Linked DNA regions of Mus musculus: regions 1, 2, 3 and 4 are each linked to region 5. Evidence: chromatin loops called from intact Hi-C (ENCODE). Cell type or tissue: heart. All regions are shown on one strand. Each heading gives the region's core, and the rest is flanking DNA. Links, peaks and the distances in the headings are about the cores only. Region 1 has its middle 6.5 kb from the start of Ccr8. Region 2 overlaps Xirp1 (xin actin-binding repeat containing 1). Region 3 overlaps Gm33858 (a long non-coding RNA gene). Region 4 overlaps Xirp1 (xin actin-binding repeat containing 1). Region 5 overlaps Ttc21a (tetratricopeptide repeat domain 21A).

Region 1 (6,101 bases), core at 680-5,679, 130 kb after region 5:
CTGGTTCTGTGGACTCTAGGAACACATATAGGGAGCATACATAACTGCAGGCAAAACACTTATACACATAGAATAGAGTAAAATAAAATCTATTCTCTGAAATGGTAAAAAAAAAAAGGTATTTGTGTGAAAAAATGGCATTACTTGCTCTTTGAAGGTTTGATACAACTTATTAATAAACCAATCCAGGGTACTTCTGTACAAAGATTTGCATTTAATTACCAAATGGAAGCGTTCAGCCTTTTTATCTGCTTGTGGTTTGTAAGAAATTCTGCTATTCTCCTTAAGTTCACAAGTACATGAGTACGAATTCTTGACAATTAATTTTGTTGAACAATCTTTTTGTAGTATGAGGGTGTCCCTTTCTGGTCCTGATACTGATCATTGTGGCTCCCCCCCCCACCCCCGTCTCCTCCTCCCCTCCCTCCCTCCCCTCTCCTAGATCAGTTTTGTAGGACTTATCTGTTGCTTAAATCTCTGCATCGAGCCAGCCTTTGGCCTCGCTGACTTCCTGTCTCCTCTGCTCGTTGATTTCTGTTTTTATTTTCATTTCACCTATTTGCTTTGAGCCTGGTTTTTATATGGGCTCCTGGAATCGTCTATTGTCTCAGTATTCACTTGGGGTGCATTTTACACATTTTAAGTTTGGTCTTAGCCAGAAGTCTGAGAAGTAGTCGTCTACTCCTGCCTTAGCCACTGTTCTACTGCTGTGAAGAGACGCCGTGGCTAAAGCAACTTATAGAAGAAGACATTTAACTGGGGGCTTGTTCAAAGCTTCAGAGGGTTTATCACCATGGCGGGGAGCAGGGTGGCAGGCAGGGAGGCATGGTGAGAGAAGCAGCTAGGAGCTTTCCATCCTGATCCACAGCCAGGAGAGAGAGAGAGAGAGAGAGAGAGAGAGAGAGAGAGAGAGACAGAGACAGAGACAGAGACACAGAGGAGAGACACAGAGAGACAGAGAGACAGAGAGAGACAGAGAGACAGCGCTTCTTCAACAAGGCAACACACCTTCTAATCCTTTTCAACACTTCACCACCAACTGGGGGCTAAGTATGCAAATATATGAGCCTATGGGGCTCACTTAAACCACCACAACCAGCAGAAATGTTATTATATCAAGAATTCAAATTATTCTGGAAAGTAAAGAAGAATTCATAACATTGAGAAGAAAAAAACCACGACAACTTCATACAGTATTTACTTACACTCTTCTCAGAGAACATACACATAGGGTTTTATTCCTTTAAGATATATCAAGAATTATTTTATGATGCAAGACATGGTTTCCATTCACCCGTGAAGGTAACAGGTTGCTTCTGCAGGTAGCTAGTCACGCAGTTCGAGGCTTCTGTGTTCTCGCTCTTTTTCTGATTTTTTTTTCCTTTCTGCAGCTATCTTGTTGCTTTTGTGAATCGGGGAGTTTAATGAGGGTTGCTTTCAGAGGTCTGTGGGTGAAGAGCGTTTTGCAGGAACAAGAGCAACTACCACTGGTCACATCACTGAAGAAAATGTCTGCCCACTAAGACTTTTGTACTCTTTATTTGTTTAAAACAACTTTTATTTTTATTTTTATTTTTATTTATTTTTTATTTTTGGTTTTTTGAGACAAGGTTTCTCTGTATAGCCCTGGCTGTCCTGGAACTCACTTTGTTGACCAAGCTGGCCTCGAACTCCCAAGTACTGGGACTAAAAGTGTGTGCCGCCACCACCCGGCACAACTGTTATCTTATTTTTTTTTTTTAAATGTGATTTATTATGAGTGTAGAGATCAGATCAGAGGACAACTTGCAAGAGTTGGCCCTGTCTTCCCAGCGCATGGGTCTCAGGGATGGAGTCCAGGCACCTTCCCCTTTGAGCGGCTGCACAGGCTGAATCCTTGGTGATTTCCCCCTGGTTGTTTATCCCATGAGTCGATAGGAGAGGCACTGCAAAACACCCAACTCTGATTATGGCTTATTTATTTTCCATTTTAATTCTGTTTGTTTTTACTGTATGTTTTGAAGCTGTTTTTTTTTTTAAGATTTTTTTATTTATATGAGTACTTTGTAGCTGTCTTCAGACACACCAGAAGAAGGCATCGGATCCCACTACAGATGGTTGTGAGCCACCATGTGGTTGCTGGGAATTGAACTCAGGACCTCTGGAAGAGCAGTTGGTGTTCTTAACCACTGAGCCATCTCTCCAGCCACTGAAGCTGTTATTAGTATGGACAAATAAAGAATTGTTCTGCATGTTTTTAAACCAAATAGCCTCTTTTGTTATTATGAAATTTCCTTTGTGTTCTTTTTGAGAGGTAAGTAGGTGGGTTTGAGACAGGATCTATCTATATAGCCCTAGCTATCCTGGAACTCACTGTGTAGTCCAGGCTAGCCTTGAACTCACAGAGCTCCACATACCTCTGCCTTCAGAGTGCTAGGATTAAAAGCACGAGTCACCATGTCTGGCCGAATAAATATTTCTACAAAGCAAGTTTGAGGTTAGCCTAGGATACAGAAGACCCTGTTCCCCCCCACACAAAAAAAAAGTTTAAGGAAAGATAAAATTATTTATTGTTATGGCAAGAGGTTGCCAAGTTGGAATCTTAGAGTAGGATGTTGCCGAAGCCACAGGCTCATAGCTCATCAGTTGTATCAGCTAGCAAGGCCACCATCTTCCTCACAGTCTCCATGCTTCTCTGACTGAACCTTGCAAGCACCCAGTGGGCAACATGCTGTGTGGGGTGGGACAGGCAACTCTGCAGTGTGTGTGAGACATGGGGAGTGGAGAGGGGCTTCCTCCGACATTTTTCAAGACTGTCAGCTTCCAGGAGTCCTGCTCAGATGGTTCTTATTTAGCAAGAGTCACTCGGGCATCTTGAGTCACACTAAGCTTTCTGATGGGGCAAGGACCTGACTTGGTCCAGCTGCATCCCTTACAGCTGGCCTCAGGTAAGCTCTCTGAACTCCAAGAGGCCGTGGGTAAGAGGGGGTGGAGTGAGCGGAGACAGAGGGACCATCTGTCCTGCCTGCCCACACAGCTGCCTGATATCCTTACAGAACCCGTCAACTCCCTTCATACATTTAAACGAAAAATCTTAGTAACGTGATGAAATAAACAGCGGACAGGTTAGGACTTGTTTGTTTGTTTGTGCGTTTGTTTGTTTTCTTTTGGTTATCACACTTGGGGTAACTGATATAACTGTTTGCTGCTTCCAATTCCTTACCCATTAAAGGGGACTGGGAATGAAGCTAGAACCGGGTGAGGAATTGGTTAGAACCAGGAAGTTGTGCTCTATCGCCACCTGCTGTTCACTGTCTAGCGGTACCACCAGCTGCCCACAGTTGCAAAGAACTGGAATTCCCTGATGCTTTGGGTTCATCTGGCAAACCCGCATTTGGACTATGTGATTGAATGCACATTAACAAGCAAGCAGGTAAACACTTGCAACAGTGGGGTACAGTTGGGATCCCCTGCCTGTCTTGCTCATTGCCACATCCCGGGTCCCAGCTGTTGTGTACTTGCTGGGTGGATTGAGAAGCTAGCCCCTGAAGATCATGAGAACCAGGGAGAACTGTGGGTGGAGAGGCTGCGCGGCAGTTAAGATGCTTACCACTCTTGCTGGAAGACCCGGGTTCAATTCCCAGCACTTACCTGTCAGCTCACAGTCACTTGTAACTCCAGATCCGGGGTATTTGCGGGTCTCCCTTCTTCCCAGGGTCATTGGCCACCAGCCCATGAGGATGAAGAGAGAGCAGAGCCAACGAACAGGGTTTCAGATGGCTCGTGAGTATGAACGGAAATGACGACACTCCAGGATCAGCTTTGGGGAAACAGAACAACTTTATTTGGGGTGAATCGAGGGCTGTACGGCTTTGGGGAAGGGGATAGGAATATCCAATGTTAGCACGAGCCATGTTGGAAATGTTATGGCCAGCAAATCAGTTTCCTGGAGATTGCCCACCATTTTGCATGGCTGCCATGGGTGTGCTTTGAGAGGTATGGATCCCAGAGACTTCGTCTCAGGATTGCATCTCACTGCTGATCTGCCTTTCCTGTCACCATTACACAGTCTAATGATTCCAGGGCATCAGCCCACTCTATTGAGCAAACTTTCTGCAGATCAACATGAAGATGAACTTTTCTGAATTAGTGCTGTTTAGATGATTTAATGACTTTATAGAATTCCTGATTTAATTCAAACAATTTTAAGAAGAAAGTTTAAGGAAATGGTTTTAGTCGTTTTGCCAGAAAGATGGAATGAAGTTAGAATCAAGAGTAGAATGCGCCTGCTCCTCACTAGAATTGTAAGTAAAGGCTGCATAAGAAGGAATCCAATGAGCTTTCACAATTACACTAAGAAGAGAAACTGGCTTGGGACAGATGTGTGATAAAGGAAAAACATTCATTCTAGGTCAGGCCCAAGGGTGAGGCTACAGGTGTGCACTATGATAAAGCAAGGCCATGTGAAACTGTTACTTTGAACTTGTAATGAGCTTAGAGAGTGAAACACTGCTTTGAACTTAACTATCAACATCCTTCTGTAACTCCCCTTTTGTGTAACATTTTATCTATGAGGTAATTTTATAAAGAACTTCTGTCTAAGAAGGTATAAATGTGGAGAGAAAAAAATAAAGTGTGGCTCTGCTCCATCCACCCAATGTATATGTATGTGTGTGTATGTGTATATATATATATATATATATATATATATATATATATATATATATTTGTATATATGTCTGTCTCTATGTACAATCTGTATGTGTCTGTCTATATGTATGTGCATACGTATGAATATAGGTATAAGTGTATGTATGCATGTTCACTTGTGAAATTGATGAAACAGTTGGTCATGCCCAGTCTCGTGTGTGTGTGTGTGTGTGTGTGTGTGTGTGCTTGACTTTATCCTTTTTCTTTGTCTCTGGCTTATATAGCTTTGAGGAGTAAAGGTCACAAGTAACTAAGTTTCTTTTCTTAATCCCCTGCTTCTATCAGTAGGAGTTGATTGCCAGACACCATGAGCTTCTGGCCCCCCCGAACAGTAAGAGAGAATTAAAGGCCAGGGGTCATCAGCCTTTGGTCTTCATCCTATGCTGTGTCCCACCCCAGTACCTGTCCCTGTCGGGGCTGGCTCCCCAGCACAGGGTGGGCAGAGGTCATTAGTTGAAGGCTAAGGCACTGAGATGCCTTATGAACATGGGAGGCACTCTAGGAATTTCAGGTGCTTGCTGACCAGGTTCTTATCTTTATTTGTTTTGTTTTGTTTTGGTTTTTTCCCTGATTGGTTTCTTAGAGGGAGAAAGGACGCTAAACCTATAATCGAACCAAGGCAACATTTCTCAGTTGTGATTCCATATGACACTAGCTTGTGTCAAGTTGACATAAAACTTGCCAGGTCAACAGCACAAGCTGCAGAGGGGCCTCTCTGATTTCCAGGTAGGAAGCAAGGAAGAAGGTTGGAGGCAGGATGCATGGCCGTCCATATCCCTTTGATGGAAACTCATTTCCTGAGATGAAAGATCCTGGCACCTGGAAGTCCTTTAGCTAGGGGCTCAGAGTGTCTCAGTGGGATCCCATGTTCCCTGTGAGGGGAAGGGGCTGCTGCAGGAGCTGTAGCCTCAGCAGCAGCTAGAGTCTAGCACCAAGCCCTTATAGCCACAGGACCTCCATGACTCTGGCTCACCGAGGTGCCCAGTATTAATGGTGTAGCAGAAGCCAGAGGCCTTGAACCAGACCAAGCACAGTTGAGAAAGCAGAACATAAAAGCCTTCTGTGACAACCCCTAGACTCCACCCCAACCCCACTTCCCCAAAATGGCAGCCCTATCAAGAACTAAAACAAAGTGACAAGGATGCTGAAATGTAGCTTGCTCTCCACAGCTGAGGGCTTCTGGGGGGTGGTGGCGGTGGCAGATGGAGACTCACCTTCCCTTGGGGGCTGGCCACTAGGGGTTTGACCATGCTCTGGTGAGTATATAGACAACCCCAAAAGGACTTGGTTTTTGTTTGCTTGTTTCTTCCTTTTTACTTTCATCTGTTTTGGGGGGTGGGGGAGAAAGTCATGGGGGAGGGGCAGCCATGGACAGAGCAGGAGGTGAGCATGATCAGGGTGCATGGTGTAAG
Region 2 (6,101 bases), core at 692-5,691, 48 kb after region 5:
CACATCATTTTAGCTGGCATGGAAGTCAGACACATGGTGAGGATGGGGCTTCAAATAGAGAGCGTGGGAGTCAAATGTTGGGGAGAAAACCCAAGTGCTGTGGGAAGCATGCTTAGAGAAGAGATAAACCAGCATGATGGCTCACACCTTTGGTAGCCTTACTAGGGAGGCAGAGGCAGGCAGAACTTTGTGGGTTCCAGGCTAGCCTGGTCTACATAGTGAGTTCCAGTTCAGTCAGGGATAGAGAACAAACCCTGCCTCAAACAAACAAGCAAGCAAACAAAAAAACCCACAACAAAACAATAACAACAGTAACAAAAAGAAAAAGAAAGAAAGAAGAGAGGAAGAAAGAAAAGCTACACAGCCTTGGTTCTGTGGTTCTGCAGCCCTGCAGCCGGGCAGCTCCTGCCCTCAGTTTATAGGCTGATGGGTTTTAGGGAAAACCTGACAAGACATGGAAACACAGAGGAGGTCCTTCCTGTTTAGATGGGTGGAAAGGGCTGGGCGTGTGGTTAACTTTTCCAGGGGAGACATGAACATAGTAACAATCCCACCCAAGTCTGACTTGCAAGACAAATGAGTTTATTGGACTAACTTCCAGAGCACAGATGAGAGTTACTCACTGCAGCGTGGGTGACACTGCATCATGGGAAAGTCCCGCCTAGTAGTGAATCCTGAGCTCATGGGAGCTTCACCTTGGAGTCCCCCTCTCGGTATATTCTCTTATAATCCAGAGACCCGCAGCCTGGCATAGGGAGAAGGAGGGGTCATGGCTGGAATTCTGGGTGAAGTTCCCTGGACCTTAGGCAGTCTCCTTCTAAGGAAAGTTAACTGCTCCATTAAAGTACATTTATCACTGTATTGTTTTGCTCAATGAGTTGCCATGGCTACCAACCCAAGGTAATTTGTACTCCAAGGTGGTGGTAGTGGAAGATTGCTATGCCCCGAGGAAAGACCGCACCACAATATTCCTGAGGTGGACAGCCTTTCAAGAGGGAAGTTAGGTTGAGATCAAAATGGAGGATTTCAATGAAGATCTGGGAGAGGAAACTTCCAGAAAAAGGATAGATGGAGAGGATCAAGGTCCTGGGGCAGGAACCAACCAGTGTGTTTTATGACTGGAGGAGGAGGGTAAGGAGGAGCTGGGGCCTGGGGGGGTTATAGAAGAATGTGGAGAGGCAAGCCATTCTGGTCTTACAGGCTACAAGAGAGTTTAGATTCCAGACCTAGTAACCTGGGCAGCCAGGGGATTGCATTAGGGAGGAGAGGTGTGTGTGTACCTGTGTGCGTGTGTGCGTGCATGCATGCACTTTGAACCCAGGGCCTTGAACATGCTAAGCAAATACCTTTTTTGTTTGTTTTGCTTTTGTTTTGTTTTGAGACAGGGTTTCTCTGTATAGCCCTGGCTGTCCTGGAACTCACCTTGTAGACCCAGCTGGCCTTGAACTCAGAAATCCGCCTGCCTCTGCCTCCCAAGTGCTGGGATTAAAGGCATGCGCCACCACCGCCTGGCGGCTAAGCAAATACTTTACCACCAAGCCGTATCTCTAGACTTTTATTTTTGAGACAAGATCCCATGTTATCCTGGCTGGCCTGGAACTCACTATGTAGACCAGGCTAGTCTCCAATTCACAAAGATCTGTCTGCCTCCCAAAGAAGGGAAGGATTAAATGAGTGAGCTAGCTTCTCCTTTTAAAACTTTAAAAAAATACATAATTATGTATATTTGGCTTTTTGAGACAAGGACCTACTATGTAGCCAGACTCTTCTCAAACTGGCATAATATTTCGCCTCAGCTTCCCAGAGACTGGGGTCACAGGTGTGAACTACTCTAACATTTAAAACTAATTTAAGAAATGTATTGTTACTGGGGCTGGAGGCATGGTTCAGAGGCTGAGAGCTTGCACTGCTTTTCCAGAAAATGGAGTTCAGTTCTTAGCACAGACGGCAGTCAAAATACACACATTCGCATCACCAATGATAAAAAATTTCAATCTTTTATGATTGTGTGTGCATGCTGTGTGTGGGTAGGTGAGGATGTCGCTTGCTATGTGTGGAGGTCACCGGATAACTTTGTAGATTCTCTGCTCTCCACTTTTACCTGCATTCTGGGTCGGACTCAGGTTGCCAAGCTTGCACCATAGGCGCCTTTATCAGCAGAGCTATCTGGCTAGTAAAGGCCCTTAACATTTTGCTTGCTTTGATATAGAGCATCATACTGGGGAGGCAGAGACAGATGAAAGCGGGAAGCAGAGGACGAATTCCAGACGCTGGCAAGGACAGAGCATCGAGGGACCAGGCGCCCTCCCGGGTGAGCCCCGGAACCGGCATCCGTTTGGAATCTGGGAGGGAGGCTCCGCGCGAGGGCTGGCCGGGACGGCGCGTCCTGGCGCCCGGCGTCTGCTCGCAGAGCCAGCCCTGGCAGCACGCCTGCCGGGCGTTTCCTGGCAACCAGCCACCGCCTGAACGTTCCGAACTCTACAGCCCGCGACGTCACCGTCACCTTGACGACGGCCGTGGGAACACGCCCCGTCGGCACCGGGGGCGGGGTCTGAGCGCTGCGCGCTCTGCGCGTGTGGAGAGGGGCGGGGCCTGGGCAGGTGCGAAGGCAGGTGCGGCTGCAGGTGTGAGCGGGGCGGGGCGGGGCGGGGCGGGGCCTTCTGCACCCGCCGCTCTGCAGCAGCGCTCACCCGCCCCTTCTGCTCCGGTTGCTCTGCAGCAACGCATCCTAGACCACCCAAACTCAGCTTGCCCTTGCGGACTGACCTTGTTTTTCACACACAGTTTTCTGTGTAAAATGACCTAATCTGCTTATATATTTGTCTCTGTCAGTCCTGTGAGGTCAAGAATGAATTCTGCCTTGTTCATCTCTATTTTTAGCACCCTGTACAGATCCTGGCACGAAGCGCTATTGAATGCCAGTAGCGTGAATCCACAGATTGACTCAATCGTTTCGTTCATTTGTGTGCTCGTTTGACTAGATGAACAACACCGGGCACACGCCCCCTGCAGGTGAGGAAGGAGATATTAAAAAATATTCCAGAAGGCTGTGGTCACATGCCCACGGATTCCAAACCTTGAGAGATAGAGGCAAAATCAGGGGCTGAAGATCATCTTCAGCCACAGAGCAATTTTGAGGCCAGTCAGTTTGATACAAGATCCTCAAAACCGAATAAAATAAGAAAACAAAGCTACTGGGCCGGGTGGTACACACTTGTAATCCGCAGTACAGATGGGTGAGGGGCAGGAGATTACAAAATCGGGGCTAGCTTGATCTTCAGGCTAAGTTTCAAGACCGTGTCTCAAACTTTAGAAAACAAAACTCTCTCCTAAATTGCAGTACTAAGAATGAATGCCAGCCAACTTTTTTTTTTTTTTTTTTTTCGTGACAGGGTTTCTCTGTGTAGCCTTGGCTGTCCTGGAACTCACTTTGTAGACCAGGCTGGCCTCGAACTCAGAAATCTGCCTGCCTCTGCCTCTCAAGTGCTGGGATTAAAGGCGTGTGCCACCACGCCCGGCTTTATTAACACTTGTTAATTCACAGTGTTCACAGGGTTGTTCCACCATCACACCCATTGACAGATGAGGACGTTGAAGAGAACACTCCTGTGTGTTAAGTTGCTGGGCCCAGTGGTCAAGTGAGAGCCTGTGGAAGGTGTAGGAGAGAGACAAGGTGGGGGAACATGCAGTTACCTGGTACAGGTGTTTTATCTTTTGTGGTATTGAGAATTGACTTACTAGGAGCTTGCATGTTAGGTGAACAAGGTGCCACTGAGTGTATACTCACTTCCACACTTTTGTTTTAGGCAGTGTCTCCTTATGTAGCCCTGGCTAACCTAAAATTTGCTTTGTAGACCAGGCTGCCCTTGAACTCGCAGAGACCTGTTGCCTCTGCCTCCTTAGTGCTGGAATTAAAGAGGTGCACCAGCATACCTGGCTCTCACACCCTTTCTTTTGAGACAGTCTAATGCAGCCCAGGCTGGCCCTCAAACTTACTAGTTGCTAACAGTGACTGTGAGCCTCCTGACTCCTCCTCCGAAATGCGCACACCACTCACCCTGAGTTCTGTTCTCTTGACATTCAGATGTCAGATGTTTCTTCCTTAAGGAGGTCCGCCCCTGCCACCTCTCTGAGGCTATTCTTTGTCATGGTCACACTGCCATGATTCATGACTCATGCCTTCTGAGTGGAAAGTTAGGCACTCACCCTCTTTCTGATGTCATCTTTCTTGTCTCTCCTCCTCATGTTAAAAGTCAGTCTCCTCAGACAGCACCCCACGGGATCTTGCTGTCATCCCTGTGACCTACAACGGACCTGGCATAGAAGGTTCAGTGGTTTCTGAGAGAGAGGGAGAATGGTTTTCACTAAAATCATTGCATTTTCTAGCCAGGATCTGATCGCTCCCTCCCTAAGAACACCCCCTGCTTGGCACACAGTACCTACCCTCTGTGAACAAGAAATGGCTGGGCCACTCTGGGCATGGGAATTCTAGTGGGAATGCTCCCACCCCTTTTGCCTCGAGGTACGGGGTGGCTGTCCCATTCTGGGCCAGGATTTTAGGAATTTGCCCTGGAATGGCATCTAAGAACATCAGGAGGGAGGCAGAGATGAGGGGGCAGCAGCGTGTAGGTCTGTGGCGAGTTGATGCCTGTGGTACACATCTGCGTGTGTATACATATGTATTAGAGCGGCATATGGCGTGTGTATGCCTGTGGTGTGCATATGTATGTGTGGTATGTGTATCTGAGTGTGTAGATAAAGTATGGTGGATGTGTGTACACAAATAACCCAGAGCAGGGAAGTGGGCGGGGCCTTTCTGTTTTCTGACGTACTGTTGGGGAATGCTGAAGCTTTAGCCTTTGTATTGCCCCAGTCAAGGCAGACACCTGGTGATCATGACTGCATTCCCTGGGAATGCAGACTCTGGGGCAGCACATACACAGTCGGACACACAAAATAGGGAATCTCTTTTGGGTTTATTTTTGGGTCATTTTTTCCCATTCGGGGTGCAGAGTGGGGGTGATGGGGTCAGGAAGGGTCGTGTATTCAGCTTCTCGGAACACTATTGACTGCTAGTGCGCTCTCTGCGCCCTTTGGACCACTGGCGATGAAGAGGCAGGCACCCGGGTTTTTCTGGAGCCTTTAGTCCAATCTCAAACAGAGAGCAGTGTCATGTCCAGTTTGCTCAGCCCCGGGTCCTCACCAGGGATTAAGGCAGCCAGATTCCATAACCAAAGAAAAAGGCTGGCTATGGAGGGACACAGTGCAGGGTGACCCTCCAGCTCTAGGCAATGAGGTGCAGGCTCACATGTGTGAGTGTGAGCTGGGCTAGTGTGGGCTAGTTCTCCACAAGCACCTGTCAGGTCCTGTCCCTCCCATCCGGCTTTCCTGTGGATGGCTGCTTTATGTTTCTTGCCTCTTTTCCAAGAACTAACAAGGCAAACAGCCCTCGTGAGCTCTCTGAAGGCCACGTTTTTTTCTTGGTCCTTGTTCCACATGTGCTGGAGGTAGGCCCATGACTCAGTCCTGGGGGAGCTCTGGGAGAGGTACCCAAGACTGGTGGGAGACAGAGGGGCTCACTGGGCAGCCGGGTGGAAGTTGTTACAGGGAGTCCATGTTATCTCAGCTTCTGCCAGGTCACTGTTGAGCCTGGAGGGGCTGTGGAGTAACTGCCTTAGCATGGGAGAAGTGTGCAGGCAGAGCTGGGGTCTGGGGTCCGTCAGTGGGTCTGCGTGCTGGGTGATGGTGGTGGAGGAAGTGAGGACTGTATTCCCAAATTGGTCCATCTCCTCATACTGCTCGGTCACTGTTCTCATGGCTCCATAGGACTTGGAGGTAGTTGACCCAGTCTGGAATTCCAGAACATTCTTTGGCTGCCCTGTGAGCACAGCGCCCTCGATGCACATCTCCTTTGTCCCAGCCTGATCCTGGATATCTCTCTGGTAGAGCAGGGCTTGACCTATGTCCTGACCTAGGTGTGTATTTTTCCCTGAGATATAATGGCTTCCCTGAGGGCTAGAAGCTTCCGGAAGCTTCTTTGTAGCTGATTGGACTGAGATGAAAGTTGGAGAGGAGGATCCTGTGCAGGGAGGAGAGACTTG
Region 3 (6,101 bases), core at 449-5,448, 110 kb after region 5:
GTGTGTGTGTACAGTCTATATAGCATAAATGAAGTCCAGAATAGAGCACTGATCCCTGGCTCTGGAGCTATATGTGGGTGTGAGCCATCTGACGTGGGTGCTGGGACCCACACTGACCTCTAGAAGGCAGTGAGCACTCCTAACCACTGAGCCATCTTTCCAGCCTCCTATTAAACTATTTCTTTCGAGACCTATTTTTGTTATTTTATGGATATAAGTGTTTGTCTGTATGGCCACTGCCACATGCATGCTTGGACCCAAAGAGGCCAGAAGAGGGCATCCCAGGTCCCCTGAGACTAGGGTTGTGAGTCACATAGTGGGGCGGGAATCAAATCCAGGCCCTCTTCCAGAGCAGCCAGTGCTTTTAACTACCGAGCTCCCAATTAAAGTATTTCTAAGCAGTAGCATTTGGAGGTGGCTGAACTACGGTGCATTACAAATGGAAGCAAAAGTGCTGTCAACTTTGGAAAAAAGTATCCAGTTTACTGTGTTGAGTTGGCATTGAACAGAAATGGACAGCCATATTGGTCTAGAAATGTTGGACTTAATTTTTTCCCCATTTGTACAGGGGCAATGCACTGTGTTAAATATGTAAGGTCTTATCTACGTGGGTTTGATTACAAAAACTAATAAAGTATTCTCTAAATAATGAAGAACCCCCCCCCAAAAAAAAACCCAAAATAAACAAAACAAATGGAAGCAAAAGTTCTTTTTTATTCCAAAATAAACCATCAGATGTTGCCTAAGGTTTCCCTTGCTTCTGAGACAGGCTCTTGCTCTGTGGCCAGCCTATTCTAGATCTAAGTTCTCACCTCAGCCCTCCAAGCTAGAACTTCTGAGCTCTTCTGTTACCCCAGGACAAGCTCCCAGGACAACACGCTGTGATACTCAGCTAAACCCAAGGCAACTTATAAAAGAAGGAAATGTTGAGCTTATGGCTTCAGAGAGTTAGGGCCCATGGTGGTGGAGTAAAGGCACGGCAGAAGGAACAGCTGAGAATCCTCATCTTGATCCAAAAGAAGGAAGCAGAGAGACACACTGGGAATGGTTTTTTAAATCCCCAGTGACACACCCCCTCCAACAAGGCCACACCCACCAATTCTTTCCAAACAGTTAACCAACACATGAGCTGTGGGATAGCCATTTCCATTCCTACCACCACAGCCCTTAACTATTTAATAATTATTGATCACCACCACTAATCACTGCCCCCTTGGAGGGTGATATGACTCATCCCTGGGATCCCAGCACTTGGGAGGCCGAGGCCAGAGGACGGCTGTGACTTGGAGGCCAGAGGATTGCTGCGACTTGGAGGCCAGAGGATTGCTGCGACTAGGAGGCCAGCCTGAGCTACAGAGGGAGGTCTTATCTCGAAACAGCAGCAACAACCCCGACATAGTTGAGGCCAGGTTGGTGTAAGTTGTAGCAGTGGCAAAAACACCTTCTACCCAGGCAGGATAAGTAAGAGATTAAAAAGCTGGGGGCTCACAGAAGAAGGAGCAATGTCTGCCTAGGGATCCAGGCTTCACTTTTGCAGGGACGGCTCCAGGAGAGGGACCAGGTGGCAGAGAACATGCTTCACTGTCAGGGAGCCAAGTAGAGCTGCCCCCTTCCCTGGGCTTTGCTGACATCCAGGGTCCTTTAGAACTCTCCGCATTCTCTGCAGCCCATCCCCATTACCACCCAACCCTGTCAGACAGGCTTCTCTCTCTGCTTTTCTGAAAGCTCTGTTTACTAGGAAAAAAAAATCATCTTAAATTCTAATGGGGGAGCACCCAGCTGTGTGCCCTCTCCCCACTACCCAGAGGCTAAGGTGGATCCTGCAACTCGAATGTACCGAGACTCAGTTTTACGTAGATAAATAAGGGGAAATGGTCCAGGTTGGGCATCTGTTATGTTCTCAGTTGTGCCCTATGTTAGGAAGCAGTAGTGAAGTCAGAATTTACCAGAACAGGGAAACGGCACCAGACCAAGGACAGAGCTGCTGGTGTTCCAAAGGCTGCCCCCCCTGCCCCCCTCACAGTCCACCCTCTCTCCCAAGCTACACTTAGCCTTCACTCACATGTGAGGGTCTCCTCTGAAAATGATGACTTGGGGTGTGGCTTGGTAAGTACAGTGCTTGCTCTGGGTTGATCTCCTGCACCTGCAAGCCAGTGAGGCGAGGCACAACTACCATCCCAGCACTCAGAGGTGGAGGACGAGGACTCCAAGCTCATCCAAGTTTGAGACCAACCTGGGGGCGGGGGGGGGGGACGGGGACACAGAGGACACAGTGAGCCATGGCTGCCTGCAACCCACAGATTGAATCCTCAGAACGAATCCACTGACACTTGGAGCTTGGTCTTCCAGGCTCCAAAATCATCAGAAACAAAACAAAGGCCCCAGATTGTCACAGTTATCACAGTAGCCCTGGAGATTGAGATATAAAGTCAGATGTTAATTTATCAGGTTATCCAGGAGCTCAGTATGGAGCTGAGGATGGCCTTGACTCCTGATCCTCCCGTTTCCACCTCCCAAGTGCTGAGGTTACGTGTATGGCGGTTTGCCCACTCAGAAGAACGGTTTGGAGTTTTTGTTGTATCTTTGTATCTTACTCAGGTTCCCATCCCATCCCCCACCCTCCCTGCCTCTCCTCCTTTCTCCCTGGTTGGCACCTGTGTTTGAATTTTCAGTCTTTCCTTTCAGGTGAGGAGACTGAAGCTGAAGGAAGTTAAAGGGACAACTTGAGGCTACCTGCCACTCACATCAGAGATTTACATGTGCAACATCTGGCCTTGGAAACAAGGTGGCTTCTGTAAGGTTCTAGAGCCCAGAGCAGGTGCCCTCAGGGCCCACAGGCAGAGTAAGTGGCCACCACTGCTTCTCCAAGGGGGCAGCTGCAGCTGGGGACAGGAAAAGGCTGGCCTGGTCAGTCACCCGCTTCCAACAATTTCCTATCTTGGCAACCTTGGAGCTCCCTCTTGAGGCAATGAGGTGAACTGCTGCCTGAGGCCTGGGCTGAGACAGGCTGGGCAGCAGGTCAAAGAGCCAGAGCTGAGAACCAGACAATCTAAGTCTGCCCTGTGCACCTGCGGGCCGGGGTGTCATCTGGGCTCCACCCATCAGCTTATGAGCTGCACATTCTCAGGTGTGCCACACATTAGGGAGCAGAAGTGAACTCAGGGCCCAGAGGACCTGGGACCAGTCAGATTCCCAATGTACATCTCTAGATTTGCTATTGACAAAGTGAGGATTTCCCATGGCTTCCTAAAGAACAACCATTTATGCATTTGAGAACGTACTTTAGTAAGAGATGATGCATCTAACCCTCAAGAGACTGGAGGCCCCAGGGAGATTAGGTCAGGTGGGCTTGGGGGTTGGGAACATCCACTTGGAAGCGGGGTGGGGTGGGGTGGAGGTGTGGGATGTAGAGCAGTCGGAGGGTGCATGGGGGTGGGGTGGGGGATAGAATATGGAGTGTAAAAAATAAATTTAAAAACAAGAAACGAATGTACTTAGGATGGGAGGTGGTGGCACCCGCCTGTGATCCCAGCACTTAGGAGGCAGAGACGGGTGGACCTCTGAGCTCCAGGCTAGCCTGTGTACATAGTGAGTTCCAGGACAGTCAAAGCTACACAGAATCACAGAGAAACTGTGTCTCAAAAGAATGAAACAAAAAGCTGGGTGTGGTGGCACACACCTTTAATCCTAGCACTTGGGAGGCAGAGGCAGGCGGATTTCTGAGTTCGAGGCCAGCCTGGTCTACAGAGTGAGTTCCAGGACAGCCAGGGATATACAGAGAAGCCCTGTCTTGAAAAACCAAAAAAAAAAAAAACCAAAAAACCAAAAAACCAAAAAAACCAAAAAAACCCCAAAACAAAACCAAAAGAACAATAACAGAGAGAGAGAGAGAGAGAGAGAGAGAGAGAACAGGTGGGAAGGAAGGAAGAAAGGAAGGAAGGAAGGAAGGAAGGAAGGAAGGAAGGAAGGAAGGAAGGAAAATGAAAGTATTTTAGGGGCTATCTCCCAGGCCTAAGGATCCTGTGCTGCCACCAGAACTGGGTCACATGACATTGAGAGCACACTTCAGTCTCTCAGCGCTGGAGAGGTTTTGAAGAAAAACAAGGTCAATTTCCAATAATTATTTCCAAAAATAATTCTCAATTTCCACTCCCAGTCAGCAGTTCTTATTCTGTATGAAGAAAAGGTACATGTGACATACAGTCATGTGTTCCTTAACAGAGGAGACTCACCTAAGAAAGATGTCACTAGATACTTCTGTCGTTATCAGATATCACAGGGTGCCCTTACACAAACTGAGAAGCACCCACGTCATTAGGAGATATGATCTCTTGGAACTACCATTGAAGTCGTGGTGCGCTGTTGACGGAAACATTTTCACTATGAGACTATATATATATGCCCACATGGGAACTCAGAATAAAGTCACCTATTAAAACCAACACGGCCATTTTCTCAGAACCAATTGCTCCAGCCAGTAAAGGAAAGCCGGCCATTAGAAATAAGGATCAGCAGTATCTGGAGGTGTCCTGCTGCCTCTGTGAGAGAGGGAGGCTTTGGAAGGCCATTCTCTACTTAACAGTCTCCTGAATCAGTATTTTTCTGTAGCTGGTCATCCACAGTTTGTGGTCTCCACAGCCTACCTTGGGAGTGGGAACTCTGGGTTAAACTTAGATGGAAGGACCTCTTGGGATGGCGAGTTTCCTCACTGCCCTGCTGCCTCAGTAAATTACAAAACAGGCCCCACAGACAACAGACATTCCTAAGGACACTACCAAGTCTGTCTGATAAACACTATGGCCGTGTGCTCTTCTCTCCACCAAAGCCCTCTGTCGTTTCTTCTTCTGCAGCTGATGACAAATCCTTGCCTCTGTAGGCACAGCAAACTCTGGTCTGTGTGTGTGTGTTGTGTGTGTGTGTGCTGTGTGTGTATATGAATGTGTGTATATGTGTGTGAGTTGTGTGTGTATGTGTGTGTGAGTTGTGTGTGTATGTGTGTGTGAGTTGTATGTGTATGTGCGTGTGTAAGTTGTGTGTATATGGTGGTGTGTGAGTGTGTGTATGTACATATCTGTGCATGAATGCTTGTGTGTCTATTGATGTGTGTTCTCATGTATATGTGTACTAGGAATCAGCTTTAGCTAGAAGAGGGGCTCCTGAGGAAGGAGTGCTTAGGGGCAGCAAAAGAAACAACTTGAAGTCAATCGCAGGGTTCAAGCTGACAGCCTTGTGTTCTGCTGGAGATGGCTCCCCAGACAGCTCTGTAGATAGCGCTTGGCTCTGCAGTCTGCTCAAGACAGCTCTCTGCTAGAGACAGCTCTCTCCTGCTAGGAAAAAAAAATCCTAAAAGCTCTCTGGATAGCTCGTGGGTTTTCCCACCAAAGTCAGAAAAGTTGCTAGAATAAATTCTTGGATTTTCCGACAAAAGCCAGAAATCTTGTTAGAAAAAAAAAAACTCTTAAAGAGTTGTGTTTGTTCTCCAAACAGTTCTCTCAGTAGCTTTCTCCTTGTAGACCATGGCCCAGTCTTTTATCTACATATCAATCCAGTAATTTACTCCTGGTTCCATCTTGACCATCCCATGAATCAGCATTCCATGTCCTTAGACCCTTGACTCTTAGGAAAAAATAGCCAGCATAAATATATATTTTTTTAATGTTGCAAATGAATTCAGAGGCCTGCCTGCCTTTGCAAGCACAGACAATAAACTTAGCTGGGTGAGGTCCTGCCCTGGGATCACCACTGTCTAAATTTCCTTATCTCTTTCTGGATCTTTCTGACAAGCTGACTATATCGATGCTGCCTCTGTTTTGTTAGGTCTGTGAAGTCAAGTCCCTCATGTAATTCATATTGCATCCTTATATTTTGTATAGTTGAGAAATCATGTTTATAAATATTTTGAACTCAACTAGAGTTCTTTCCTACAGCTTTATGGGCTGTCCTGAAGGTCACACAGCATTCATCTTTTTTTTTTTTTTTTGGTTTTTTGAGACAGGATTTCTCTGTGTAGCCCTGGCTGTCCTGGAACTCACTCTGTAGACCAGGCTGGCCTCGAACTCAGAAATCCGCCTGCCTCTGCCTCCCAAGTGCTCCACCATGCC
Region 4 (6,101 bases), core at 423-5,422, 56 kb after region 5:
AGGCAGTCAGTGCCACTAGGCCCTGTCCTGTCTCTTGCATCACCAGCCCCGTCTTTGACACAGAGACTCCCAGGCCACAGGCCAGCAGCTGCTGGAGCTCAGGGTCCATGTCTTCAATATTCCCAGGGTCACCAGGCCCTGGCAGCGTGAGTGGGTGGAGCTGGAGCTGCCCAGCTGTGTCCTCCTGAACCAGCAGTCCCTGCTGGTCCACGTCTGTCCGGCGCAGCACTTGACGGACGATCCTGGGAAGCTCACCACACACCAGCTCCTCCTTCCGTATGTAGGGGCGCCCCTGCCCTGGGCTTGGGAGCACATACTTGGCAAGACAGAGCTCCCCTGGCCCTCGGGCCTCCATGAGGATGCCTCCATGGTGCAGGATGCCGGGGGTGGCATGCAAAGTCCGAAGGGTTCTCTCGGCTGCTGTCTCCTGCCTCTCTGGTGTCCCATGGCCTGCAGAGCCTTTTGGCTGTTCTTCCTGGAGGTTGTCCCCTCTGATGCTCTCAGCTGCCAGGGAGCCCATGGGACAGTTTTCAAAGAGCCAGGTGAATTTATGCACAGAGCCTGTGGGGATGGACCCCAGGTTGATTGTGGTCTCCGGGACCTCCTTCTTGCCCGCCTCCAGGGCCTGGAAAACCTCTTTCTGCCGAGATACCTGCCCGGAAGGAATCTCCACCCGGCTGCAGTACCTTACAGGCTTTCTCCCACTGGATTGGTTTGAGGCTGGCAGAGATTCAGTCTCAAAGACATGTCTGTCTGTCTGCCTGTCTCCAGCCGGAACCTGGCTGGTTTGCAGGTGCTGCTCCCCAGAGCCTTCTGCTGGGTTCAGAGATTGGGGCCCAAACATCCAGGTGCAGGACTGTGTCTCAGCCTTGCTCACGGGGTCTGTGACCTCAGATTCTCGCTTCTCTGCCAACTCGCTCATAGGGTAGGTCTCAAACAGCCAACGGATAGTCTGTACATCACCCTTTTTGGGGAGCTCAGGGGGGGGGCCTCCTGGACCCTTCCCCTCTTCCTCCTCTGGTTTCTGTTGCTCTTGTTGGTGGATCATCTCCAATGGCTGCGTCTCAAAGAGCCACCGAGTGGTGCCGACATCCCCAGCCACCACTTCCTGCCGAGTGATACCTCGTACCACATCGATGGTACTGGGGCTTCTACCCAGCGTGTCCAGGGGCTGTGTCTCAAACATCCACTTGTAGCCCTGAACATCACCTCCAACTACCTGCTCTCTGCTGACAGAAGTCAGGGCATGAAGCTGTCCCCTGCTGTCCTGCATAGCATATACCGGGGCGTCAGAACCCTGGGACTGCTCGGCAGAATCAGTGTTTTGTCCTCTGTTTATGTTCCCATAGGCTGAAGGCTCACCCTGCCCAATGCTGTCTAAGGGAAGGGTCTCAAAAAGATTCTTGAAGGTTTTCACATCCCCTTTCAACCCATCATTCTGGGGGACACCCTGAGACAGAGGCAACACCGAAGTACCATTACTGGGTAGACACTCTGTCACAAGCCCCTCACCCTCCTGGTGACCCACCCGTTGCAGGTGACCCACTTGGACCTGGTCTCTGAAAGCATCCAGGGGTTTTGTTTCAAATAGCCAGAGTGTAGAGCGGACATCGCCAGGAATCACCTCCTCCTTGGGTGGCACCTCTGCCTCTGTTTCTCTTTCACCCTTCAGAGTGTCCAGGGAACAGGTTTCAAACAGATGTCGCTGATGCTGAACATCTGGGCCAGGAGGGATGAGATCCGGAGATGGCTGGAAGTCCTTCTCGTCCACCTCGATCTCACGAATGGCATCCAAAGGCTGCGTCTCAAAGATCCAACGAGTTGCACTGACATCCGGCAGGGCTCCCTCCTCAAGGGAGATCCCCCGAATCACCCGCACCTGGCTGGGGTCCTGGTTGAAGGCATCCAGAGGTCGGGTCTCAAAGAGCCAGCGAGCAGACCTCACTGCATTGCTTTGAATCTCCTCCCGACAGGCAGCCTTGACTTCGTGGATGGTGCCCTCGGCATCCTGGATGGCGCATAGAGGTTCCGTCTGAAACAGCTTCACCGTCTTCTTCACATCGCCCTTCAGCTCCTGAATCTCTGAGCGCAGCTCTAAAGGACTCTGCTCCTGGATAGAGGGGCGGGAGCCCAGTCGGTCCAGGGGCCTAGTCTCAAAGAGCTTTCTGGTTCCCTGTACATCTCCAGTGGCTGCAGGTTCCCTCATGGTTGTCTGTGTTGCCTCCTCCTGGCCTCTCAGCGCATCCAGTGGCTTGGTCTCAAACATCTGTCTGGCAGCTTGGACATCACCCCCTGATGGCCGGAGTCCCTCCGGCTCCTGATCTGAGCTGTTGGTAAAGGAGCCTTCCTCAAACTTTCGAGAGGTGGCCTGGACGTTGCCACCTGACACAGGTTCCCTGGCAGCCGGCCTCTCGTGATCGCCAATGGCATCTAGCCGCCAGTTCTCAAAGATCCAGCGCATACACTGAACATCGCCCTCAGTGGGCTCCTCCGAACCGAGGACCTCCGCCAGGTCCTCAGCCACAGCCTCCTCGAGGTTCTTCCGAAGCTCAGGGTGGATGTGTTTGTAGAGACGCCGGAGCTCACTGGCTTGCCGCTGCTGCTGGAACTTGGAGAAGGTTTCTTTGGGGGGTGGTGGCGGCAGACCCTCTGGGGCTGAGGGATGAGGGAGGGACAGGTCCTCTTCTGTCCTCATTTGGATGGTTGGTGTAGGAGCTACCTGCATCTGGGCATCAGCCATCCTTCTGGGAAGAAGGGGAGAACCTGAGTTAAGTGAGGAGCAGTTCCTGGGTTAACTAGCACGAGAAAGGCTCGGGACTGTGTGGCCACTACTAAGGGGCTCCCACATCTCTGGATCTCTAGCCTGGGGCTCACTCTGGGGCTGGAGTATGATAGTCCATCCATTCATCAGTATGAGTCCCTGCTTCCTAGTTTCACCTGGATCAGTGGGATCAAGCAGGGCACAGCTAGCCTGGAGACTCCTTCCAGCCCCTGGAGGGATCCAAATATCCAGTAGGAAAGCTGGATGAATCACCTACGTCTCCCTCTGTCACAATCATTTATTCTGCCAGGCAGTGGTGGCGCATGCTTTTAATCCCAGTACTTGGGAGGCAGAGGCAGGCAGATTTCTGAGTTCGAGGCCAGCCTGGTCTACAGAGTGAGTTCCAGGACAGCCAGGACTGCACAGAGAAACCCTGTCTCCAAAAACCAAAAACCAAAACCAACCAACCAAACAACCAAAATTTATACTCAGCAGACTCCCAAGTAGTGAGGGCGCTGAAGAGTTGCTGTCTTGGCAAAAACCTAAATTAAATGAAGACTCATTTCCTATAGTGGTGAAATTCCCATGTACACCACCAGAGGGCGCGCTTAGCATGTTTACTAGAAACCTTTCTCTAACCTCCACTTCTTGGCTCTCTCCAACCTTTCCCAGGCCCCTGGGTCCTTGCTGGCAAAGTAGAGGCCCAAGAAGGGGGAATTGCTCATGTTTGGGCAGAGCCAATGTTTGAATTCCAGGTCAGGGTTTTCATTTTACATATAGACAGGGTTTCAAATAACCCCGGTTGTTCTCAAACTGAGGGTGACCTTGAACTTCCCCCTGCCTCCACCTTGCAAGTGTGAGATTTCTGGAATGTGCCACCAGTGCACATGCTGGGAATTGGACTCGGGCTTCGTGCATTCTAGGCAAGCATTGTCCCAGCTGAGTCACCTTGCCAGTCCTAAGTTTTCTTTTTCCCACAGCTCTCTGCAATTAAGGATAAGAAGCTTGAGTTTCGGGTCAGATCTTGCAGAATGAGTTATATATAGGCTGTGCTGACTTCCAGTCCCTAGACCTTACTGAAGGCCTGACTCCCAGGAAATTGTAGGATTGGGTGTGCTGGGCTTTGTTATTTGCCATGAGCCCGAACCCCTCCAGTCCTGCATCTCTAGGAGAATTGGAAGGTGATGTATCCAGGGTATGTGTGTGTGATAGAACGTTGTGGGATTAAGGTCATTTCTGCCTAAGCAGCTCTGGACATGAGAGGCCTGCCCTGGCTCACAGAATGCCCTCCCCAGTTGTGTACCAGCAAGCATAGCTTGGAAAGTCTCTAGGGCAGGGAGGACTTCGAGCCAGAATCTATATCCTGCCCCAGCTTCCAGCAAGGCATGCCTCTCCCTAACTCTCCACACACCTCAGAGGCCTCACACTCCTCCAGCCGTCTTCTGCTCTGTTTCATATATGTCCTATCTGTCTTGCGACAGGTGTTATGACAGTCCCCAGAGGCCATTAGAAAAAGAATGTAAAATATGTGCCCCCTCCTGCTACCCCAATCCACTGCTCCGCCCTGCACTTAGCACTAAATATAGCTGAGGTCCAGGCCTCGGCAGACATCATAGCACTCAGAAAGAGGTTCCAACTCAGCCAGGGAGACCTGGTGTGCCCATGCCCTTTCCATACTTTGGGCTTCTGGAAGACACTGACTTCTGCTTCCTGTGAAGTACCAAGGTATTTGCCCTGTAGGCCAACCTGCAGATACCAATTGCCCAAAGGCATCCGAGGATGTGCGGCAAAGCAGGGACGCTGGTGACAAGGGACAGAGCATATTCCTGACCTCTTGTCCTCCTGACCTCCTACCTCAGAAGGAGGAGAAGGGAGAGTTTTTGCCCCACTCCCTCTCTGGCCTCTCCACTGAGGATATGAGGAAGCAAGATCTGATATCCCCTTATGGAGCCCCAAGCAAAACCTCAGGGTGGTCCCTCTTGTCTCTGAGCTCTGTGTAGGAGACCACACACAAACCCATGCCTGTCCCCACTTCTGCTCTATCTAGTCACCATGAGAGTGGCCTGGGAAGATTTCCTATACAGACTGCCAGCTGTCCCCAGCTCAGACTCCCAGGGATCCCCAGAATCCTTGCTAGGGTCACAGAGGCCAAAGAATCTAATGGCCTGTTGTTAGGGGATACAGAAACCCAGCAAGGGGACAGGGGCTGCCCATGGAGGCTCAGCTGAGGTCTCAGAAAAGGCTGCGGCAGGCTTTCAGGCTTCCCGGCTCCACTCTCATCTGGCCTGAGACTTCTGAGGGCAGGTTTGGGGGGGCAGGTTTAGGGTATAGTAATTTCAAAAACTGTCCATGAGCAGGTCCCCTATGCCGAGACAGTCACTCAGCACTGCCAGCAAGTCAGGACCACCCACCTCCACCTCGGACCCTCTTAGGCACCAGCCTGCTCTAGATGCCTACCATTGGGCACATTCAGATCTGATCTCTCCATCCTGAGTCACCCCAGGCTTAGCTGGAGGATGTCCCCATGGGACAAAGTCATTCTACCAAAGCTGCCTCAGGAGGGAAGTTACTCACAGGCTAGCCTGGGCACAACATTGCTTGCTGGGGCCGGTTATGCTAAGACCGTGACCAGCAATAGCTGGGGACTGGGCTTGCCCTGGGCCATGGTTTGGCTCTGGCTGTCCTGGGTCTCTGGCCTTCAGCATTTTTATCTCTTTTTCAGACAGAGTCTCACCCAGTTCAGGTTGGCCTCGGACTTAGCGAGTAGTTGAGGATGACCTTGGACCTCAGACCCTCCTGACACAGATTACAAACATGCAGCATCTTTTCTGGTTTTATTTGGTGGACCCAGGGCTTTGTGCATGCTATGCAAGCACATAACCAGCTGAGCTATGTCCCGGGCTCATAGCTGCATCTGAAAAATCAAAACTTCTGCTTGGCGGTGATGGCGTACACCTTTAATCCCAGCACTCTGGAGGCAGAGGCAGGTGGATCTCTGAGTTCGAGGCCAGCCTGGTCTACGAATCGAGTTCCAGGACAGCCAGGGCTACACTGAGAAATCCTGTCTCAAACAAAACAGAAAACAATCAGAACTCCAGGCCAGAATGATGGGCCAGTGGTACAGGTACGTCCTGTTATTTCTGAGGACCTGTTATTTCCAGTCCTGTTTTTATCATGTGTCATACACATGGTCAAAGAGAAACAATGTACTCTGACCCCTACACTTTCACCACGACACATGGACCCACTCACATGCACACAAAATAAACAAAACTGTAATTTAAAAATTAAAAACAACACAAAGCTCCCGGCTACCAAGTGAAACTACCTCTCGATGATA
Region 5 (6,101 bases), core at 548-5,547:
ACAAGTTCCACATCAGCCAGGGCTGCAGAAAGAGACCCTGTCTCAAGAGTAAAACATCACCAGTTACTAAAAAAATAAAAATAATAAAATAAAATAAAACCAATAACAACAACAAAAAAAAACCCAGCTTGCTTTGTGCACCTCTCGTGTGTTGCTCTAACCTGCAAGACAGCAAGGCAAGTTAGACACAGCCTCAAGGTGCTTCTGCTCCGCCCCCAGGGGCAGAGCCAGTCTATCTCATGCATGATGAGGGCATGGCCCTGAGCTCCTCAAGGCACCCTTTCTGACCCTGCCAGCCCTGGAACACTGGAAATGCCTGTGCTCTGGCATTCCTGAACCCAGCCTCTTCTGTTCCCCAAGGCCTTGGACCTCCAGTCCCGGATACTGAAGCGGGTTCCTTTGGAGCAATCAGAAATGATCCCCTTCCAGAATCAGCTGGCAGCCTCCATCTGCATCCAGATTGGGGAACATCACCTGGCGGAGAAAGATTACGACAGCGCCCTGAAATCCTATAAGGACGCCCTCGCCTACTCGCCCACAGACAGTAAGGTGTGTGGCCCTCAGAGTGACACCCTGAGGGCTGGCGAATGTGGCTCGATTTGATAAAGACCTTGCCTAACATTCACAAAGCCCTGGGTTCAGACCCCAGTAGCTTACAAACCAAGTAAGATGGTACACATCTGTCACCTCAGCCTTTGGAAGTTGGAGGCAGGGTCAGGAGTTTGGGGGTGTCCTTGCTGAGTGAGGTTTTTCTTCTCTGAGAAGCTGCAGGTGTAAAGGGGGAGGGAGGCCTCCAGGGTTGGAAGCAGCTCCCATTGACTCTGGGTCCTCAGCTACCACAGTTCTTAGAGGAAGGCTAGGAGGACCATCCTTGGGCCACCTATAGAGGCAAGAATGGGGAAGATGCCTCTGAAAGCCAGGATCTCCTGGCCTTCGCAGGTTCCCGCCACTTGGGGTGAGGGGGGATGGTAAGAGCTGTGACTGCCAGGCTGCATGGGAATGGAGCCCAAGCTGAGTTTCCAAGCCAGCTGAGAGTTGTGGGAGGGGTGTGGCTCCAGATGAGGAACCAGTTCACGCTAAGTTCACACCGAAGAAAGAGCCCAGCAGTGGAAGAGTGATTGCTTAGTGTGCACAAAGTCCTGGGTTCAGTCCCCAACACCACATCAAACCTTCCTTCTCTGCACTTGGGAGGTGGAGGCAGGGGGTCATCCTTGACTACACAATGAGTTGGAGGCCAGCCTGAGATAAATGAAATCTCAAAAATATACCTACGTGTATTGTGTGAAGAAAAAAAAAAAGCTGGCAACTGTTCACCCTTTGACAGACCGCTCATAGCAGGGACTGTTCTAGGCCTTGGTATCATCAGTAGGGCTAGGGCTAGGGCAGGTCATGAGTCTTGCCTACAGATTGCCCTCAGGCAAGAGGAAAGTGAGACAGACGCGTGTGGGAGACTCTAACGCAAGCCTGCCATCTATCCTGGTGTCCGGGGCACAGAGGAATGCCTAGAGGAAGGCGCAGAGGCCCGAAGGATAAGATTAGTGGGTTGGCCAGGCCTCATCTCATTCCGCTACTAAAACCGACCGAATGGCAGGGAAATTTGGTGGGACGGGAGGGCAAGAGCCATCATCTGCCCGAGGCAAGGGGCCTGCCTGCTTTAGAAACCAGCTGATAGGCCAGGCGGGCTGGCCGGGAGGGAAGTCAGAGTCAAAAGTGGTTGCAGGATTTTCCCGAGCGAGCCTGCGGCGCTGGCTTGCTTGCTTGCTCTGTCTGGTCTTGTCTGTCGTAGGTGGTGCTGGAGCTGGCCCATCTCTACCTGCTTCTGGGTCAGCTGGACCTGTGTGAACAGCGCTGTGCCCCCCTCTTAGAGATGGAGCAGACCCACGAGAGAGCCGCTGTGGTAGGAGATGCCAGGCGGCACACCTCCCCGGGGCCCTGGGACCAGATTTAGGCTGCTTTCTAATTGCCGACCCTCAAATGCCTCACTGGCTTTGGGACCCGGCCCCCAGCCTCTTGCTCTGCCCTTCATAGGGAGGGACGGGCAGGCCAGCAGAGGGCAGCAGCAACCTCTGCGCGAGGCTGTGGGGGCGGGACATGGTTGAATGGACTTCAGGGGAAACCACACCCACTAAGAGGTGAAGGTGAAGGTCGGGTGACTGGAAGCCTGTGAAATAGCCCTCCCTGGTCAGGCCTTCTAACTTATCTGTTACTCACACCTTCTCCAGGGCCACCCTAGGCTCACACCTTGCAGAGTCATAAAATGTCCTGCATCTCTACCTTGCCAGTGGAGGTAGATAACTCCAGCCTGTGAAGTTGACACACAAAACAAGCCAGTACAATTGACCCCTTGTCAACTTGACACACAAACAAATCACTATTAAGCCTCAACCTTTACTTTCTTATTCATCACCAAGATCTAGATAATTTTAAAAGTCCCACAGTCTTGTATGTTAAAGTTCAATCCCTTTAAAATGTCCAATATCTTTTAAAATTCAAAGTCTCTTAACTATGGTCTCCACTAAAATACTTCAAGAGGAAAAAACATCAGGGCACAGTTAAAATCAAAAGCAAAAGTCAATCTCCAACCATCCAATGTCTGGGATCCAACTCACGATCTTCTGGGCTCCTCCAAGGGCTTGGGTCACTTCTCCAACCATGCCCTTTGTAGCACGTAGGTTGTCTTCTAGGCTCCAGCTGCCTGTCGGGTTGGGTGTCCAGGATCCCACAGGCTTTCTGGACCAGGGAGGCTACCTACTGGGAGAGTCTTTTCTGCCTTTCCTCTCTGCCAGCCCCCATGCATGCCGCTCTCAGGAATACACAGCTTGTGTGTCTTCTGATAGATGCTGGCCGACCTGATGTTTAGAAGACAAAACTATGAAACTGCCATCAATCTCTACCACCAAGTGCTGGAGAAAGCTCCAGGTAACTAGGACCAGCAGACTGCTTCCCCACCCAACCAGCACCGCTATCCCAGAGAAGGGTGGGCCTTCTCCTCTCCTTCCTGGCTGGTCAGAGGAAGCCCCTTTCTTTCCAATTGTTCCCAGAGAGGCAGGAAACTGATAAAAACCCAGAACGTGGCAGCCCTTCCTGAGTCCAAGGGGCCAGTTCCTGGACCCAGGCACTTGGCACTGGAGTCAGGACAGCCTGTCTGTCCCCATATCTCTGCAGCCACTGGGACTGAACAGTCTCCCCCCTATGGCCACACCCACTTGAAAAACAGTTAGATGTTCTCCCTTGATTGTTGCTGTGCCCCTACTTGCTACTGAATGAAACAACTGCTTCAAGGGTCAAACCTGAAGCCCAAGCTACAGAGCCAGACAGTTCACCGTTGTCACCACGGGCACAGCAATCATGGTTAGGGCACCTGGGTCTGAATCCTGATATCATTTGTCTGTGTGACCTTTGAAAAACTACTTCACTCCTCCATTCTCTTTGTCCTCATCTGTCAAATGGGCACAGAAAGAATATTTACCTATAGCTAAGTCACAGGCAGAACACAGAGCCAGGTACAGTGTAAGTACCTAAGATAAGTAAGTGTAACTCTGTGTGTGTGTGTGTGTGTGTGTGTGTGTGTGTGTGTGTGTGAGACAGAGAGAGGGGGAGAGAGAGAGAGAGAGAGCCTAGAGGTCAGGGGGTGACACTGGGTGATCCTGCTCTACCTCCTTCATCCTTGTTCTCTTGGAACAAGATCTCTAGCCAAGGGGCTGGAGAGAGATGGCTCAGCGGTTAAGAGCACTGACTGCTCTTCCAGAGGCCCTGAGTTCAATTCCCAGCAAACACATGGTGGCTCACAACCATCAGTAATGGGAAACTGATGCCCTCTTCTGGTGTGTCTGAAGACAGTGACAATGTACTCCCATACATGAAATAAATAAATCTTCAAAAAAAAAGAAAAAAAGATCTCTAGTGGAACTTGGAACTTGAACTTGGCCCAGAGCCAGCAAGCCTGAGAAACTACTCCATCTGTGCCCTCCAAAGCCTGAGGTTCAGGAGACACGTGGCCACACTCATAGTCCACCCCTTGCTTTTTAGATGGGCACTGGGAATTTGAACTCAAGTCCACATGTTTGTCTGGCAAGTACTTTGCTGACGGAAGCATCTCCCCAGACCCTGCTGTAGCTATTTCAAGCACTATATAATTTACTCACGCTTGCATACAGACTCATCTGTGCTCAGCCTAAACAAGTAGTGTCTCCTAGGGCCTCCTCAAAATCCAGCACTCCTTCCCCGCTCAGGCCGCATCACACCAGCCCGATGCAGTTATCGGCCACCACACCCAGCATGATTTCTGTTCTCCTATTTTAGACAATTTTTTGGTATTGAATAAACTGGTCGATCTGCTACGACGGAGCGGCAAGCTTGAAGAGGCCCCTGCTTTCTTTGAACTGGCCAAGAAGGTGTCTAGCCGGGTGCCTTTGGAGCCAGGGTTTAACTACTGCCAAGGCATTTACTTCTGGTGAGTTAGGCTCGAGGAGACAGAGGGGCATCGGTGGGACCCCTTAGCAAGTAGCTGGTGTCTTTTGTTCAGTAGAAGGGAGACAGAGCAGCCTCCAGGACCAGAAGCCCTCAGACCTGGTGTCTATGCCCTCACGGCTCTTGGCATTTCTTTCTCTCACTGCAGGCACATTGGACAGCCCAATGAAGCCTTGAGGTTTCTGAACAAAGCCCGAAAGGACAGCACTTGGGGCCAGCTTGCCACCTGTTACATGGTACAGATCTGTCTGAACCCTGACAATGAGATTGTCGGTGGAGAGGCTTTTGAGAGCCTGGTGGGTGACAGCAAGTAAGAGGGCGAGGGGCGGGGCTTCAGCTTCTAGGCGGCGGCCAGGTGAGTGCCCCACCAGCAGGCTATCAGCATGAGTCCTGTGCCCACAGCTCTGCCAGTAGAAAGGAGTCTCAGCAGCACGGGGTGCGCACTGCAGAGAAGCTACTTCGGGAATTTTACCCACACTCGGAATCCGGGCAGACCCAGCTGCGGCTGCTGCAGAATCTCTGCCTGCTGGCCACCAGGGAGAAGGCGAATGTAGAGGTGGCTCTGGGAGCCTTTATCGAGATGGCCCAGGCTGAGGTGCGAGGGCTAGGGATGGGTTCCAGTGGGCAGGGGTCAAGATGGGGGGTGACTGCCAAAGTGCCCCAATGTTTGCTTCTCGTGGATGTGGGCAGAAGGACAGCATCCCTGCACTGCTGGCCATGGCGCAGGCCTACATACTCCTGAAGCAAGTCCCCAAGGCCCGAACGCAGCTGAAGCGCCTGGCCAAAGTCCCATGGACGGTCGACGAGGCCGAAGACCTGGAAAAGAGCTGGCTTCTGTTGGCAGATATCTATTGCCAAGGCGGCAAGTTCGACCTGGCCTTGGAGCTACTGCGCCGATGCCTGCAGTATAACAAGGCAAAGCTAACTAGCCTGGGAGAATAAGGGAGGGGTGAGCAGGGTGGGGAGAGGTCGAACCAGAGGGCCCGGAACCAGGATCCACGGGCCAAGGGAGGGCCGAGCTTATGAGGGTCAGGCATAGCCAGGAAGAGAAGAGAACAGAATACCGGAGAGAGATAATAGAGGTTATGAGCCATATGCAAGGATTAGCTTCTGGGAGATGGAACTGTTGGCAGAGGGGCTTTATTTGAAGGGGTTATGCCAGCTTTTGAGTAAAGAGTGGGTGCACAGTTAACCCTTCAAAAAGCTGGAAGTGATTTTGGGGGTCCCTCATACACTTTGGGTTATTCCTGCTCAACACCATCCTGGTCCCCACCCTGAGGACCACGGTGGCTGCTACTTTGGGCAGAGGTGCTAGCTGGCTTTCCCCGCAGTCTTGCTGCCGGGCCTATGAGTACATGGGCTTCATCATGGAGAAAGAGCAGTCATACAAGGATGCAGCAACCAACTACGAGCTGGCCTGGAAGTACAGTCATCAGGCCAACCCCGCCATTGGTAAGGCACAGGCCGAGGTACGCAGGGGCTACTGCCCTGATCCTAGAACCCAAGTCCTGCATCCTGGCAGTTCAGGGAGCCAGAGGGCTCCAAATCACCAGAGCATATCCTCCCACCCCCCCACCACCAGGTTTCAAACTGGCTTTCAACTACCTGAAAGACAAGAAGTTCGTAGATGC

What was found. Peaks named below come from ENCODE experiments on the same cell type or tissue, not always from the same donor. Only the 100,000 strongest peaks of a DNase experiment are listed, where the experiment ranks them.
Region 1: a loop joins it to region 5, with 2.5 times the contacts of the local background. A loop is called at or near these places in 5 of 42 quality-filtered maps.
Region 2: a loop joins it to region 5, with 4 times the contacts of the local background. A loop is called at or near these places in 21 of 42 quality-filtered maps.
Region 3: a loop joins it to region 5, with 10 times the contacts of the local background. A loop is called at or near these places in 14 of 42 quality-filtered maps.
Region 4: a loop joins it to region 5, with 4 times the contacts of the local background. A loop is called at or near these places in 21 of 42 quality-filtered maps.

Annotation. Positions count from the first base shown.
Region 1 is chr9:120,095,601-120,101,701 of GRCm38, forward strand. No RefSeq gene overlaps it. Among named protein-coding and RNA genes, the nearest start is that of Ccr8, 6.5 kb to the left of the region's middle. In heart, for the core only: a CTCF peak has its summit at 3,293 (motif pointing left); no DNase peak of the experiment used is centred there.
Region 2 is chr9:120,008,798-120,014,898 of GRCm38, forward strand. It overlaps Xirp1 (xin actin-binding repeat containing 1), which reads right to left. Exons shown (of 3, transcript NM_011724.3): 3 at 4,958-6,101. Gm33800 (a long non-coding RNA gene) reads left to right here. Exons shown (of 4, transcript XR_871355.3): 3 at 2,210-2,311; 4 at 2,881-3,353. Among named protein-coding and RNA genes, the nearest start is that of Xirp1, 12 kb to the right of the region's middle. In heart, for the core only: a CTCF peak has its summit at 3,000; DNase peaks (open chromatin) are centred at 2,424, 2,904 and 4,184; H3K4me3 peaks cover 1,331 bases; H3K27ac peaks cover 1,818 bases.
Region 3 is chr9:120,070,399-120,076,499 of GRCm38, forward strand. It overlaps Gm33858 (a long non-coding RNA gene), which reads left to right. Exons shown (of 3, transcript XR_003948274.1): 3 at 1-653. Among named protein-coding and RNA genes, the nearest start is that of Cx3cr1, 5.2 kb to the left of the region's middle. In heart, for the core only: no CTCF peak of the experiment used is centred there; a DNase peak (open chromatin) is centred at 2,963.
Region 4 is chr9:120,017,076-120,023,176 of GRCm38, forward strand. It overlaps Xirp1 (xin actin-binding repeat containing 1), which reads right to left. Exons shown (of 3, transcript NM_011724.3): 2 at 1-2,744. The coding sequence starts at 2,740. Among named protein-coding and RNA genes, the nearest start is that of Xirp1, 3.5 kb to the right of the region's middle. In heart, for the core only: a CTCF peak has its summit at 3,356 (motif pointing right); DNase peaks (open chromatin) are centred at 3,496, 4,226 and 4,346; H3K4me3 peaks cover 2,192 bases; H3K27ac peaks cover 2,089 bases.
Region 5 is chr9:119,961,395-119,967,495 of GRCm38, forward strand. Ttc21a (tetratricopeptide repeat domain 21A) reads left to right here. Exons shown (of 29, transcript NM_028735.3): 20 at 361-549; 21 at 1,787-1,897; 22 at 2,838-2,919; 23 at 4,303-4,453; 24 at 4,619-4,780; 25 at 4,873-5,065; 26 at 5,161-5,385; 27 at 5,802-5,922; 28 at 6,053-6,101. Among named protein-coding and RNA genes, the nearest start is that of Csrnp1, 19 kb to the right of the region's middle. In heart, for the core only: no CTCF peak of the experiment used is centred there; DNase peaks (open chromatin) are centred at 2,087, 3,067 and 5,027; H3K4me3 peaks cover 1,654 bases; H3K27ac peaks cover 2,824 bases.